Linked DNA regions of Homo sapiens: region 1 is linked to region 2. A link is a loop called in an ENCODE intact Hi-C map of the cell type or tissue named here. Cell type or tissue: heart right ventricle. All regions are shown on one strand. Links, peaks and the distances in the headings refer to the core of each region. The heading gives the core; the rest is flanking DNA.

Region 1 (8,707 bases), core at 490-8,489, 76 kb after region 2:
ATTACTCCATTCATAGTCACTCCCTTGGTTCTATTCTCTACCCTCCTGCATGCAGTTAATAATTCTAGTATATAACTAGAATTCTAGTAATAATTCTAGTATGTAAACCATATTTTATCGGTTTGGGATACAGTTGTAATACTGAACAGAAACAAAAGCCTTATCAAAATCTTAGTTCCCTTTAATCTCTCTGCCTTGGTACATAGGCCATTTGAAGATAAAGCAAGTAAAAAGCCACAAAATTTGGTCAGACTATTTCTTGGTAACTTCATAGTTAAACCGCACATTTGAGACATCTAAAGGCCATTTACACGACAAGCAATGAATTAAATTTAACAAATGTTACAATCCCATCCAGTGTTAATTATGTCTTGGTCACAGCAGAACAGAGCCCCTGAGTATTGTGTCTTTAAATTTTAATCTCTGTCCCAAAATCTCATATAAATTTCCTTTTAAATAATTCTTTAAAGAGACTCTCTATGACTAACAGTTTTAAATGAAGAATAAACCTATGTTTATGGAAGATGAAGATATGTTAAAAAATGAAATCTAGAAGGGTATGCAGTAAAATTTCAACAGTTATTATCTACAGATGGTAGAATTTGGAGTGATTTTTCTCTCCCGTTTTCTCATTTTACTTGTTCCCAAACAAATTTTTACTCATGAATTTTTTTAGGAAAACTATTTTAGAAAAATTTTGTTGGCTATTCTAAACCAAAATTATAAACAGTTGATTATAATAATGACTTACTTAACAGGTCATTATAAACAATCAAAATTATTTGTGCATCTGTTCATTAAAAAAAGAACTTTTGCACATACACTGCAATACATATATATTCACTTTTTAAATTAAATTAGAACTTAAAACATAAACACAAAATAAAAATGGTTAAAAGTAATTTTTAATGTTATTTTACTAATGACACGAATACAAAGCAATGGGGCTGAATATACTTCATTATTCTCGACATTTCTTGTTATATACTTTGTGATACTGAAATTTAAAAGTCTAGTTCTAAGAAGAGTTTATGTGGGTATAGGGTTTTAATAGCTGAGACCTCACAAAATGCAAAGTTAAAAATGGAAGAACTACTGTATTGGCCGCATTTCTAAACCATAAAACTCATTTTCCCATTTCGTCCACCCAGTGATACAAAAGCTTTTTGAAATGTAATTTGGCTAACAAATATCCATCTTCCCTAATGTCAATCAGTTTTCCTATCAAACTAGTAATTTGGCTAACAAATATTCATCTTGCCTAATGTCAATCAGTTTTCCTATCAAACTAGAAGACATAACATTTAGAAATTTTCAGCAAAATGGTTGCAAAACCATTTATCTGAAAGATTTTGAAGCAGATTGGGAAACTCTGTTCCCATGATTTTCAAGTGTGCAGATATGAAAATTTATATATGTGACACATTTATATTTTAAGTTTTTTCAGAAAAAAATCACAAAACTGAAACACTTTCAAATATCTGTTTTCTAAATGCTCTCATCCTAGCACAGGTTTTTTGGAAGTATTAAATTTCTTAGTTATTGTTATCACATCTACCTTGAAGGGAAATTTTTTTTTAATTTTTTTTAAAAAATCTGATAGGTAACATGCTACTCGAAGCCACCAGTCATCATGAAAAAAAAGCTTGCCACTAAATAAATAGTAAACACCTGTATAATACAAAAGATTTTCTTCACCTCTCATTTCAAAGTGTGTGAAAATTAAACTTTTTAAAAAGTCTTATTTATACAAAATTATCACATGTGGTACTATCTCTGTACTTCTGTATGAACTCCTTTTTAAATTGATGGGAACTGCTTCATCGATTTTCATAAAACATTGTTCTTATTAAGGAAGTTGTTTACTGATAAGGACACCTGGTATTTGGTACTTTTACTTTGATGGCACAGAAAAAAGCTTAACAGAATTAAGCCAACACCGTAAGCTAAGACATAGTTAGAAATATTTATTCTTTCATTCAACTGCACACACAGCAAAGCTTGTTCATAATGCTTATTTGTTCAAATGCCTTTTTCTTCAAATCTTCAGCCTTCCCCTGCCCCACCCCTTTTTCTGCTTTGGTTGACCAATAGGTTTGCGTTTTAGTTTTGTCAACAAATATTTTTCTCTGTTTTTTTTTTTTTATTCCCAGCCATTTTTTTAACCACAGTAGGAAATAGCACTATATTCCCAACTGATATGTTCCTTTTTGTCTGTTGCTAATAAGAAATCTTTCTCTTTTCACAGGACAGGGTGGCTCATGCTTGTAATCCCAGCAGTACGGGAGGCTGGGGCAGGAGGATCCTTTGAGCCCAAGAATTCCAGACTAGCCTAGGCAACGTAGCAAATCTCGTCTCTACTAAAATAGTAATAATAATAATAATAATAAGTTATCTAGCATGACGTCATGCTCTTGTAATCTCAGCTATTTGGGAGGCTGAGGTGGGAGGCTCACTTGAGCTCAGATTTTTCAAGGCTGCATTGAGCTATGATCACACCACTGCACTTCAGCCTGGGTAGTAAAGCAAGACCCTACCTTGAGAAAAAAGAAAAAAATCTGTCTTTTTGCAAAGTAATGGATTCAATATTGCATGACTTCTAACATCACAGAAAAAATACAGAAAATTATCTTTATTTTCTGTTTATGTTAAAAATATTTTGCTAATCTGGTAGCTTTATAATAGCTGACATCTCAAGGAGCAATATATAATTAGACTCAGATAATAGTGAAGGATAATGCATATAAATTCATATTTCACATAATTCTAATATTTTTAATTTTAAAAAATGTTGGCTGACATTGTGACATCTGATTGCATTATCATTGCTTTTTCCTTGTAATGAAGCTGATAAAGTGCTAAAATCAGAAGTATCAAGTCTGCCATATTTTAAAACCTGTACTGTGCTTTTATTATTTGTGTTACATACAATTTCTTTGCAAGATTCTTCTTAAGCCGTGTGTACATTTTGTGAGGAATAGTTTATAATATCCTCCTTAAATCCACTTACCTAGATAAAGTATATGGCCATATGCCAAAGTGGAGAGAATTCCTGAGTCTGTTGTGAATTCTTCTGAGTTGTAGAACTCCCAATCTTCCCTCAGAATACTTATATGACTCATGTCAATTTAACCTTCTGACAAGATGACAGCTCCATTGTTAATATGTATAATAAATATTAATAGTTTACCTTTTTCTTTCATTTCATTTCTTTTCTTTTTTCTGTTCTCTCTCTTTCTTTCTTTTTTTTTTTTTTGAAGGGGGCACGTAGGGGTAGGGGACTAAAAAAATTCCTCCAAATTCCTCCACAAAAAAAAAAAAATAACAAAATAGGACACTGAAGTCAGAGTGAGGAGCAGTGAGCAACTAGAAAACTGGAAAAAAGGTCCTCTCTAGCTATCTAGATCTGAAGACTAAGCCACTGCAAGGTAGGAAAGCAGAACATCAGGCTCTTGCGTTAAGTCCAGGATCCTAGAAGTGGACCAAAGTGGACCCAGGTTGGTAGTGCCCCCTGGCTTTCAGCAGTAGCAATTACAAATCCTTTTTGGGGAAAGTCCATTACTTCATCAGTTCCTAGGATCGTCACATATCAAGATCAAACAAATAAAAGCTCACATTCAAAGATCATTAAACTCATAGAAAAAACTGACTATGAGTAAGAATCCGTATAAATCAAAATAAACAGAATTCTATGCCAAGGACTTCAGATATTGATGATATGAAACAAAATACAAAGTAGCTATTCCATATTAAATAATTTTTTTCAAATGAATTTATTATTCTATCCATGATAGAATAATGATTGTTGGATGTACCTTCCTACAATAAACAATTGTTAATTTAGACAAATATATGAAACAGCAGTGTTTAGGCACTGGACAATAGTGTGGCACTATGACCTTGACATAAAAGGAGCAAAAAAGGTGAGTTTCACCTTCCCTCCAGCTTTGAAAATGCAACACAAAATTTGTGGAACCTAAACAGAGCAGCAGTCTCACGGAATGGAGGAAAGAAAAACTGAAGTCGAGATGAGGGGCATAATACCAGAGATGAGAGAGCTGTGCAAAGTAGGAGCTCCAGAAATCTGCACTGGGATCCCTTTGCTTATTTAGCTGAATTTTAAGCTGAACAATCATAGGGTAAGACTCAGTGAAACATGGCAAAGAACAGCCCCTGGGGGCTCTGAACTAAATGGAGATTCCAGAGGTTGCAGATTGCTGAAAGACATCCAACCGGCAAGTAAAGAGACTTTGGTGAACACTTTGAGTATGCAAGTAAGACACCCAAAAGGCTATACGTTAGGAAATGGGTTGCACTGAGATCCCACAAAGGCCATAACTTATCGAAAAGGATACATCAGTCCTAGAATAAGGCTGCTATAGATATACCTAAACAGAGTTCAAAGTCAAGCCCCAATAGGATCAAGCTGATCTCCCAATAAATTAACTAAAGAACAGGGTTTAAAACTAAACTCAAAAATACAACAACAATATTCCAACTCTCCGACAAATCACATTGGTAACGTTCAGCATACAGCAAAAATTTTATGAGATTTGAAAAATGAGGAAAATGTGACTCATCCTCATGAGAAAAAAATCAATTAAAAACAAGACCAGAGGCCGGGTACAGTGGCTCACGCCTGTAATCTCAGCACTTTGGGAGGCCGAGGCGGGCAGATCATGAGGTCAGGAGTTCGAGACCAGCCTGACCAACATGGTGAAACCCCGTCTTTACTAAAAATACAAAAATTAGCTATGCGTGGTGATGCATGCCTGTAATCCCAGCTACTCAGAAGACTGAGGCAGGAGAATCGCTTGAACCTGGGAGGCGGAGCTTGCGGTGAGCCGAGATCATGCCACTGCACTCCAGCCTAGGCAACTGAGTGAGACTTCATCTCAAAAAGAAACAAAACAAAACCAAAACCAAAAACCAAAAAACAAAAAACAAAAACCAAGACTAGAGAAAGCATGGACATTGGAATTAATAGAGTTTCATAAATATGATCAAAGATTTAAAAGAAATGTTGGACACAGTAAGTAAACAGATGGATACTCTCTAGAGAGAAATGTATTCTGTAAAAAATAACCAAGTGTGCATTTTAGAAATGAAAAACACTGTGCCAGAAATGATGATATATTAGTCAGAAATTCACTAAATGATGACAGATTGTACCCTAAAAAAGAAAAGGGTTGTGAATTTGAAGACAAACCAACAAAATGCATAGAGAAGAAAAAGACTGGGGAAATAAGGAAGAAGAAAAAGCCTTAGTAACCCATATAAAAAAAATCAGGCAGTCTGAAATATGTGTAACTGAAATCCCAGAAGCAGAGGAGAGAGAGATTGGGGCAGAGAAAATGAAGTAATAATGGATAAACCTCTAGCTAAATTGACCAAGAAAAAAGAGACAAGCAAGAAATAACAAATATCCAAAATGAAGGATGGGCCATTAGCATAGAACCTATAGATGTTAAAAGTATAGGAAGGGAATATTAACAACTTTATGCCAATAAATTTGTTAACTTAGATGAGGTGGACCAAATCCTTTAAAGACAGAAAACACCAAAGCTTACTCAAGAAGTTATTTGGTAGATATGCAAAATGATTATAAAGTTTATATAGAAAGGCAAAGGTCTAAAATTGTCAGCACAATACTAAAGAAACACTATCTGAATTCAAGACTTACTCTAATGCCAGAGTGAAGACAAGACAACTTTAGAGAAAGGATGTATATATAAACTAATAGGACAGAAATGTGTTAGTCTATTCTCACACTGCTATAAAGACATACCCAAGACTGGGTAGTTTATAGAGAAAAGAGGTTTAATTGACTCACAGTTTCTCAGGGCTGGGGAGGCCTCAGGAAACTTACAATCATGGCAGAAGGGGAAGAGGCACGTCTTAAATGGTGGCAGGCAAGACAGCAAATGAGCAAAGGGGGAAGCCCCTTATAAAACCATCATATCTTTTGAGAACTCAGTGACAATCATAAGAACTCCATGGGGGAAACTGACCCTGTGATCCAATTACTTCCCGTCAGGTCCTGCCTTCGACATGTGGGGATTATGGGAATTCCAATTCAAGATGAAATTTGGGTGGTGACACAGAGCAAAACCATATCATAAAGAGCTCACAAAGTATATATATTTAATTAATTATTGATGAAGGTACAAAGACAATTCATTGTAGAAAGAACAGTCCTTTTCAACAAATGGTGTTGGATCAATTGGCTATCCACATACATATAATGAACCTTGATCTGTATGTTACACTGTATGCAAAAATTTACTCAAAATGAATCATAAATCTAAATGTAAAATTGAAACTACACAACTTCTAGAAAAAAAATAGAAAAAATTTCTGTAGCCTTGAGTGGAAGAAAGGAGTTCTTAGATACTATACTAGAAACATGATCAATATGAGAAATAATTGATGGATTGAAGTCATCAAAAAGAAAAACTTCTGCCCCTAAAAAGACACTTTTAAGAGAATAAAAACAGAAGCCACAGACTGAGAAAATGTTTTCAAATCATGTATCTGATAAAGTAATTGTATGCAGGCTATATAAATACCTCTCAATACTCACTAATAGAAAACTAAACAATGAAAAAAATGGACAAAAACTTGAATAGACACTTCACCAAAAAAAATATACCCATGGAAAATAAGCATATAAACATTACTCAGTAAAATTAGTTATGAAGAATATGGTCATTAAAACCACAATAAGATATCACTACATACCTATTAGAAAGGCTTAAAAAGTACATAAAAGGAAAATACCAAAAATGGCAAAGATGTGGAACAAGTGCAACTCTCTCACACAAGAGAGGTGGGGACACAAAATAGCTCAGAGACTTTGGAAATCAGTCAGCCAGTTTCTTTTGAAGTTACACATGCACTTATCGTACAACTCAGCAATCCCACACCTAGGTGTTCCCCCAGTGAAATAATAACTTATGTTCACATGAAAATCTGGATGTGAGTATTTATAGGGGCTTTACTTGTTATTGCCAAAAACTAACAAACTAAAGTCAACCCAAATGTCTCTCAACTGGAGAATGGATAGACAAATTATGGAATAATTGTACATTTGAATACCACTTAGCATTAAAAAGGAACAGATTACTGAATCACAAAACAATATGCATGAATTTCTTTTTTTTTTTTTTTTTTTTTGAGATAGAGTTTCTCTCTTGTTGCCCAGGCTGGAGTGCAATGGTGTGATCTTGGCTCACCGCAAGTTCCTCCTCCCAGGTTCAAGCGATTCTCCTGCCTCAGCCTCCCAAGTAGCTGGGATTACAGGCATGTGCCACCACACCCGTCTAATTTTTTTTTTTTTTTTTTTTTGAGATGGAGTGTCACTCTGTAGTTCACTCTGGAGTGCAGTAGTGCTATCTTGGCTCACTGCAACTTTCGCTTCCCGGGTCCCAGTTCAAGCAATTCTCCTGCCTCAGCCTCCCAAGTAGCTGGGATTACAGGCACACGCCACCATGCCCAGCTAATTTTTGTATTTTTAGTAGAGACGGGGTTTCACTATGTTGGCCAGGCTGGTCTTGAAATCCTGACCTCGTGATCCAACAGCTTCGGCCTCCCAAAGTGCTGGGATTACAGGCGTGAGCCACCACGCCCGGCCTACAATATGCATGAATTTCAAATGTATTATGCTAAGTGAAAGGAGCCAGACTTAAAAGGCTCTATACTCTATAATTTTATGTATTTGACATTCTGGAAAAGGCATAACTATAGTGACAGCAAGATCAGTGGTGGCCAGGATCTTGGGTTGGGCAGTGGAGTTAACTATAACATGGCACAGTGTCATTTTTAGGAGTGATGAAATGAGTCAAATTCTTGGATACAGTGGGGGTTATGTGACTGTATGTGCTTGTTAAACTTACAGAACTGTATATTAAAAAGGGTAAATTTGCCTTATGTAATTTATACTTTAATAAAAATGGAAATAACAGAAGTCATTATTGCAAGCGGTAAAAAATTTATGGAGTACCAAATGAAAAGATCTAGCAGGATTCCAAGAAGGAAAGAATTGAGAGATCAAAGAAGATATAATATTTGAAAAGATTATGCATTTTCTGGGACTAGTGAAAGACAAAAATTAACAAATATAAGAGGGATAATATATGTAAATCAAGATAAATCAAGTGGACACTATATAGTGAAAGTACAGAACACTAAAAACACTAAAAACAAAGCAATCTTAAAAACAAGTGGAAAGGAAAGGCAAATAACTTGCAGAAATTACAATTAGAATAATTATGTAGTTTCCTCAACATAAATAATATGGAGAAAAAAGGAAAAATATCTTTAGAGTGCTGAAGAAAAATCAGTATCAACCAAAATTTCTGTATTTTTAATACCTATCTTCAATAAAAATGGAAAAATTAAGTTATTTCTATATAATCAAAACATCTGGGAATGGACTTCAAGATGGCCGACTAGAAGCATTTCATACTTGCCTCCTGCCCAAAGAAGAACCAAAATAGTGAATAATCACACTTTGAATGGATCATCCAAAGCAGAACACTGGAATTCAACAGGAAAGTGACAGAAAAACCTAAAGCAAGGAAGGAGAAAGAAGCGAGGCAGCCTTCTCAGCCAGGATTGTCTGGGAGTGGGGAATACAGGGAAAGGGTAAATGAGTGACCCCCTGCGGACTATGGTTCCACCATGACTTCTGCAATCCTAGTCACGG
Region 2 (8,707 bases), core at 281-8,280:
ATACATATATCTGTAAAGACTCATATCCAGAATACATCAAGAATTCCTACATAACAAGAAAGATAATCCAATTTACAAATGAGCAAAAGATAGGCTATCCAAACTTTCAACCAGCAAATGAAAAGTGCCTAACATCATCACTCACCGGGGAACACAAGTTAAAACCACAATGAGACCCCACACAAGAAAGGATATAACTAAAAACTGAAAATAGCAAGTGTTGATGGGGACACGGGGAGACTGAAACTCCTATACATAATAGTAGAAGTATAATCAGTGCAATCATTTAGCAAACTATTTAGCAATATCTACTAAAGCTAAACATACATGTACCTTATAACCCAGAAATTCTAGTTCTACATATACCTAAGAGAAATGAGTGCATTTCCTCTTCTATAAGAATATTCTTGCAGCCTTCTACAAGAACATTCAGGGCAGCTTTATTCCAAATAGTCAAACACTGAAAACAACCCAGAAAAGCTTCAACAGAATGGAATAAATTGTGGTCTATTTATAAAATGAAATGTTACACAGCAAAAAAAAAAAAAAAAAAAATCAACATGTATGAATCTCAAAGATAATAATGAGAAGAAGAAAGAGTAATTACTGTATACGTCCAACACACAATGCTCAAGAACAGGAAAAACTAGTCTGCAATGGGAAAAGTCAGAATAATGTTTACAACTGATTGGAGATGTAACAGAGCTTTACTGGGATGCTGAAAATGTTCTAAATCTTGTTACTTGGTTGTGTGTGTGTGTGTGTGTATATATATATATATACACACACACAAAATTCATCAAAGTTACACTACAGTACAAATCTATACACTTTATGGCAGGCATGCTAAAAACTCAACACAAAATTTCAAAAATATATAAACAAGTCTAGGAAATTTACCTAGCTATTAAATAGTCCACTTTCAATTTTAGCACCTTCTGGAGAATACTGGAGTCTTGGATGAGATATCGAAGCGCTCGTAGCCCTGCTGCTCGCACTTCTTTTGCTTCATTTAATAAAGCTAACCGCAAACTGTATGAAAACAAACAAAATACAAGTTTTGCTGCACAGGTTTCAAATACACACAAAATTATATTACCAAATTATTCCTCAGCCAAAATATGCAAAAATTCTAGTCATGCACAGAATTCTAAGAGCATTCTACATATATAAAAATTACTCACTCCAAGCCACACAATTTCACTTAGTGTTGTTTTTTTAAATCTGTGCCTCCTTAGTACATTCTTACCAATCAAGAAAATGTTATTGAGTTCTTTCTTACCTTCTGTACTTTATTTTATATAAACAATGGAAACAGCCTTTGTTTTATATAAACAATGGTACAGCCTTTTTCAAGCTGTACCATTTGTGTCTCTACAATCGAATATCCTCTCTCTGCCTACCTGGTTCCATACCTCCCAAAAATCATTGGTTTAAATCAATGATAATAATAATTTATGCCAATAGCAGGCACAGACCTTTTATATCAATTTTAATTCCTAAGAGTACCTAAAAGATAGTTATAAAGCCATATAACATGCCTCTATTAGTGTGCATGGGCAAATCAAGTCTGTTGTAAGCACAAACTTTCTCTTAGGTAAGACCTAGAGTTATAGTTGTTCCTGGGAATAATATGAGAAATTTAGTCTGCAAATTTCAGATTTAATTTAAAAGTTTAAATTATAGAAGTCCAGATATTTTTGAACATTCACTTTGGTTCTTCATATTTAGTAATTAGAAAATATCACAAAGACTCACAAAAACAAAACTACTGTAGCTCTTAGATTTTTTCTAATGTTCAAGCAACTATTTCTATAAAATCAAATATGAGGTGCTGTATTATTCTATTTCTAGTTTAAAATTACTAAAATTAAAATTACTAAAATCTGAAAGGGATGGGAGGGGGGAATGAACCACACTTACCAAATTATGATATCCTCATAGTGAAAGCCCAGTTTTTCTTCACTGTGGCCAATATCACAAAGAAGCTGTCAGAAAAACAAAATAAGTGTGCATTTATGTGTTGTATATTTTCACATATTTATATACATTATATATTTACACTGGAAAATAAGGTATTTTTATGGAATAATATTTTGAAAAATATGATTTTACTGTTCAAATCAGCAGCTTTATTTGTATCATCTATTTCTCATTTGACCTGCCAGTTTTAAGTTTCTTTAATCTTTTATCTTTCCTGCCTTTTAAAAAATCATTTGTTTTCTATTATTCCATTTTCCTTCTCAATAATTTACTGTTTTAAAAATGGTTCTTTTAGTGGCTACTATTAAGATTACAACATGCATTGTTGACTTATCTAACAAAAAGTATCACTTCACAATGTCCTCAATGCCAGAATCTCACACTTTAATTTCACTTTCTCCCCTCACATTTCACTTTACAATTGTTTTTTCTATCTTTTAAAAACTATACCGTATTACTGTTAATGGGTTTTAACAGTATTTAGTCAATATCAGTTTATATTTATTCACATATTTACCCTTTTTATTATTCATCATTTTGATGGTTCCTTATTGGGATATCTTCCTTTTACCTGAAGAACTCTGTTGTTGCTGTTGACTTGTTCTGTTAGTGTTTTAATTTTAGACCAGGTTGCTGGTAATGATTTTCTTGGTTTTTATTTCTCTGGAAATAATTTTTTTTTTTACATTGAAGTTTGAAGAATATTTTGCTGGATATTTAGAAGTTTAGGTTAGCTGCTATTTTCCTCCAACAGTTTCAAGATGGCCTCCACTATTTCAGTTGTGAAGTCTGCCATCAGTCTTATTGTTGACTCTTTTGAAAGTCATGTCATTTATTTCTCAAACTCTTTTTTTTTTTTTGAGACGGAGTCTCACTCTGTCACCCAGGCTGGAGTGCAGTGGCCTGATCTGAGATCACTGCAACCTCTGCCTCCCGGGTTCAAGTGATTCTCCCGCCTCAGCCCTCCGAGTAGCTGGGATTACAGGTGCCTGCCACCACGCCCAGCTAATTTTTGTATTTTTAGTACAGACGGAGTTTCACCATGTTGGCCAGGCTGGTCTCGAACTCCTGACCTTAGGTGATCCACGATCTGCCTGCCTAAGCCTCCTGAAGTGCTGGGATTACAGGCGTGAGCCACCGCACTGGGCCTCTCAGACTCTTTTTTTTTTTTTTTTTTTTTTGAGATGGAGTTTCATTCTTGTTGCCCAGACTGGAGCGCAATGGTGCAATCTCAGCTCACCGCAACCTCCGCCTCCCACGTTCAAGCGATTCCCCTGCTTCAGCCTCCCTAGTAGCTGGGATTACAGGCATGTGCCACCACGCCCAGCTAATTTTGTATTTTTAGTAGAGACAGGGTTTCTCCATGTTGGTCAGGCTGGTCTCAAACTCCCGACCTCAGGTGATCCGCCCGCCTTGGCCTCCCAAAGTGCTGGGATTATGGGCATGAGCCACAGCGCCCGGCCTCTCACTCAGACTCTTTTAAAGACATCTTTCCTTATCTTTGGTTTCCAGCAATCTTATTACAATGTTTCTAGGTGTGGTTTCCTTTGTAGCTATCCTGCTTAGGGTAAACAAAACTTCCTAAATCTCTGGGTTGATCTACTTCTGCAGTTTTGAAAAATTCTATACAATATATTTTCAAAACTACTTCTGTCCAAACTCTCCTTCTGGTAATTCAATTAAATGTATGCCAGATCTTCTCATGTGTATCACAAATCCGTAAATCCTCTTTTTTTTTTTTTCCATTTTATCTCAATGCTTCAGTTGAATATTTTCTATAACCTGTTTTCTGATGTGTCTAATCTTCTATTACATGTATCTAATGAGTTTTTAAATGTAGATACTGTATTATTCCCTTCTTGAATTTCCATTTAATCCTTTTAGCCATTCCAATGTGCTAATGAAATTCTTCATTTCACATCAATTTTCTCCATACGTCCTCTATGTTCATGACATAGTTGTTACTGAAAATAGGTTTCATCTAATAAACCTGAATGATGTGGATCATCTCTGGATCTGTTATTAACTGTTTTCCCTTTTGTTCTAGTCATGTAATCCTGTCCTTTGGTAGCTCCTTAGTCTTTGATTGTATATAAAAACTTGCAAAGATTTGATGGTGTTATCTGTCTCCACAGAAGGTTCAGCCTTCTTTCTGTTAAACCACTAGATGGTGTTGAGTCCACGTTAGGTGGTTGCCCTGGTAAGACCAGGCCTACCTCTGCTTTTTCCCTGCCACCTGAAGTTTCAACTGAAAGCTTATTGTTAAGAAAACTAGTCCAAGGAGGATGAAAAATTTAATTTTTGTCCTGCAAACTCCATTCCTGATTTTCAAAGATTTTCTACTTAGGTTTTAAGTTTCTCATCCCAGGTAGCCCCAGGATTAAACAACTGAACTGAGGGGAGAATCTCCTCATGCTTGATGCATCTAGGTAGGACTCCACCAAAACCTCTGTGCTGTTTTTTGACTTTCGGCAACAGTATTTCTGGGCCTAATGCTTGAATCCCGTTTCCTGCCCATACTTAACATCAGCAAGTGTCCCCTGGGAAAAAGTTGTTGAAGCAGCTTATTTGTACAAGATTCTCTCTTTTCTGAAAGGTTGGTGTCTGCACTTATTGTTGCCCGAGCAGCTTCCTGCTGCCTTCAAACAGGTTTTCCTAGTTTTCATTGAGAGCGGTGGTCTAATACTACCTTTATGGATCCCACCTGGATGAATATATGCCAGTTTAATCTAGATATGAGTCTGGAGAATTGACTTTTACCTAAAAGTTACATATAATGTCCTTAATTGATTTATTGCGGCTAACTGAAATGGATTAAAGAGAAGATAAATCATTTATTTAACACTGAAGACCAAGAAGGGTCTCCAAAGTGCTAATATTCTTTCTCAGTATGAAGTTATAAACATTGTAACCATACAGTATAAAGCAACCAAAGTGATCAACATATCACATCACATCCACGAGAAGCATGGACCCTAAGAAAAAGCTGATAAAAGTTCACTACCCTATTGGTAGGATAACTGTAAAAATTTCCTGTCCAATTTTTTCTTTAGAGGAAATAAGGGGAGGGAAGGGGAAGGGAGAGGAGGGGAGAGGAGGGGAGAGGAGGGGAGAGGAGGGGAGAGGAGGGGAGAGGAGGGGAGAGGAGGGGAGAGGAGAGGAGGGGAGGGGAGGGGGTCCCAAACAGAATAGGGTAGGAGACAGGACTAGAATAGCTGCTATCAGATATTGCAACACTGCTGATATTACAATACTGGTATTCCTTAAAATTCTGATATGACGAACAAAGAGGCCTCAGACTTTCAAAGAGTATGTTTTTCTTTTGTTTTTACTGTCTTGTACAGTGTTGAAAGTAGTTACAAATTTAAGAGAATGCGTTTTTATACATACATATTTAAAATAACATAAAATTTTCTAAGTTTTGAGATAAAACTTCTATACCTCTAAAAAACCAACCATATACCTAAAATTAAAAGTGACAATGTGTTAGTAAAAAATATTTGCAACAAATATGGTAAGAAAAAGGTTAAGGCACTGTATGTAGTTTGCTAGGGCTACTATAACATATGTCACAGACTGGGTGGCTTAAACAACAGAAATGTACTTTTTCATAACTCTGGAGGCCAGAAATCTAAGATCAAGGTGTTGGCAGGGTTGTTGTTTTTTTAAAGTCTCTCTCCTTGCCTTACATATGGCTATTTTCTATATCTTCCTATGTGTATGTCTGTCTCCTAATCTACACTTTTTATAAGAGATTATATTAGATTAGGCCCACCCACCCATATGACCACATTTTTCTTTAATTATCTTTTTCAAAGGCCCTATCTCCAAATACAGTCACATTCTGAGGTATTGGAGGTTAGAAATTCAACATACGAATTTTGACGAGACACAATTCAGCTCACAGCATTCCATCCTCACCTAGCAAACTAATACAGATCCTTATAATGTAAAAGGTTGAAACAAATTGAGGAAAAACTTCTCAGGACCCCAAAGAAGAACAGGCAAAGAAAATGTACAAGGAATTTACTGAAGAAATATAATTGACAAATAAATATGACATATATTCATTTTTCCTAAAACCCAAATCAAATGAATTGCAAAGTTCTACTTACAACTCACAAAAATGGCAAAATATTGTTTTAAATATTATTGTATATTATTTTATTATTGTAAATATTTCAGAAAATAGTTTTAAATATTGTATATTACTATAATAGTTTTTAAATATATTGTAAAATATTATTTTAAATATTATTATATACTGGTAATGGGATTGAAAACTGAAAATATTTTATAAAATAAATTGGAAAAATGCACTAGGATCAAGATCCACTTTTGGAGATTTATGTATTTTAAATTATTTTACTAATATAAAGTAGGTTCAAGTACAAGATGCTTATGACATTATTTATAACATTAAAGAAATGGGAATAAAATGTTTATAAAGGAGGAACTTCATGAGGCCATTAAAATACTGTAATATACAATCATAAGAAAAATATGCAGAATCTATTGCTAAATGGGGAAAAGATTCTGTAAGACATATTTCTTAAAAACACACTTTAAAAAAAAAGGATATACATCAAAATTTTAACACCAAAAATTTTTTTAACAACAACTCCTCTGCGTTTTTGTGTATTTTATAAATGTTCACAATTAAACATGTATCACACCATCTAGGAATAGTTTTATATATAGTATTGATGAATACACACAGAAGTAACAATTATTGACTGGTAATCTTCTCAACCCTGGTAGTACTTCTGTAAATGAAAACAACTGAGGCTTAGAGAGGTTAATATGACTTCCTAAGGCCACAAAGCCTAATTAAGTGGTAAAGCTGGAAATCAGATCAAACCAGTTTGACGCCAGAGCCCACTATGAAAAATATTACTATAATTTTGTATTGAAATTATTTACACAGGGTTGGGGGTTAGGGGAAGTAAAAAACAATTGAACATTACCATCTTATTTCATTTCTCCAGCCTCAAATGTGGCATCAAGAATCTGGAGAACTGCACCCTGGCTATATATATACATAAAACAAATAAGAAAATTTAACTATTGTTTTCTCCAGAACTGCTAACTAAAAATATACCATTAAAAAAAAACTGCCCATTTCAAAGAATTAAAATATAAAAAACTGCACTTTCACTCCTTAAAATAATTTATTATTTTAAAGATTTCTCACATATTTCAGAATACTAGCATTATCACTATGTGGTACCATACATGAGTAAGAAAGAAAAATATGGTCAGCTTACAGTGTTATCATTACTTCATCCTTGGGAATATTCAAATATATATAATATAGAAAAATTAAGGTTAGAATTTGTTTATATCAACATACAAAATATTGTGCTTTCAAACTGGGAAAAAATGTTACTTTCTTAAATTATAATTTACACATATCAACTCAACTGCTTAAAAAGGGAGTATTTCCATTCCTCTGCTACAGTAATAATGAATGTTAATAAAATGAAAGGTTGTAAAATTCTACAAATATACAAAGTCTTGTCCTTTAAAAGGTTGGTTTTTCCCCTAAGTGTGTACTTGACTCTCATTTCCTGCATTATATTTTTCATACTTGCCAGTCAACCTTGTAGAAAACTATAGATTCAGAGAACACAATTTTCAAATTATCTACCTTCTCAGACGAGAAAAATATATGACCATTTATCACTTAACATTTCCTAGAGTTAGCAGTTTTAGTGAAAAAGTTAAACAAAATTCAAAGGTATTATAATCTTAAAAAACAAACACGCACCATTTAAAAAGTGTTTAGAGAGGTGTGTCATTTTCTGATTATTAATGTCAATGCATCTCAAATGCAAGAAAAGTTTTTGAGAAAGATGCTGAATCAGCTGGAAACTGGAAAATCATAAATAACTAAAAAGAACAATTATGGCAGAAACACAATATATTTGTTATTAATTAGTGCCTATTTTCCAGACATAGTAAATGGAATTCAATAATGGTTAAATTTAACCATTTAACCATTCAATAATGGTTAAATGCCTTCAGGTTGTTTCCAGGACTGTAGAAGAGGGCTTTAATCAGTCTTAAATGAAAAACCTTTTGAATTAGAATTATCCCGAGCAGTGATTAAACTTTCTATGTGTAAATAAATTCACATATATATTGGGAATAGGAAAGAAGATAGTAATAGAATTCTAAATTTTGGATTATCAAAGAAATATTATACTTTCACTGCTAATCACTAAGAATTCATATATAAATCTCAAAATATTATGAATAAGAATGACTTTGATACAAACTTCTTGTGATGACTACCTTACTAGTTATCTCCTAATTTAAATAACCAAACCCTAAAGTACACATTAAACTGTTTAGCTCTTTTTCTATGTGATATGGTTTGGCTCTGTGTCCCCACCAAAATCTCACCTTGAATTCTAATAATCCCCACGTGTCAAGGGCAGGACCAGGTGGAGATAACTGAATCATGGGAGCAGTTTCCACCATGCTCTTCATGTGAAAGTGAGTTCCATCTATGACCATATCACCCTGAACACACCCAATCTCGTCTGACAGTGAGTTCTCACGAGATCTGATGGTTTTATGAGAGGCTTCCCCCTTTTCTAGGCACTCATTTTCCCTCCTGCTGCCATGTGAAGAAGGATGTGTTTGATTCCCCTTCCGCCATGATTGTAAGTTCCCTGAGGTCTCCCCAGCCATGCAGAACTGTAAGTCAATTAAACCT

What was found. A loop is a pair of places that touch in the nucleus more often than their neighbours do. Peaks named below come from ENCODE experiments on the same cell type or tissue, not always from the same donor. Only the 100,000 strongest peaks of a DNase experiment are listed, where the experiment ranks them.
Region 1: it touches region 2 in a loop (6-fold over the local background); 92 of 110 quality-filtered maps call a loop at or near these places.

The regions. Positions count from the first base shown.
Region 1 is chr5:39,077,285-39,085,991 of GRCh38, forward strand. No RefSeq gene overlaps it. Among named protein-coding and RNA genes, the nearest start is that of RICTOR, 7.2 kb to the left of the region's middle. In heart right ventricle, for the core only: a CTCF peak has its summit at 3,511; a DNase peak (open chromatin) is centred at 3,487; H3K27ac peaks cover 161 bases.
Region 2 is chr5:39,001,635-39,010,341 of GRCh38, forward strand. RICTOR (RPTOR independent companion of MTOR complex 2) reads right to left here. Exons shown (of 38, transcript NM_152756.5): 4 at 1,924-1,988; 5 at 901-1,032. Among named protein-coding and RNA genes, the nearest start is that of RICTOR, 68 kb to the right of the region's middle. In heart right ventricle, for the core only: a CTCF peak has its summit at 4,134 (motif pointing right); no DNase peak of the experiment used is centred there; H3K27ac peaks cover 2,715 bases.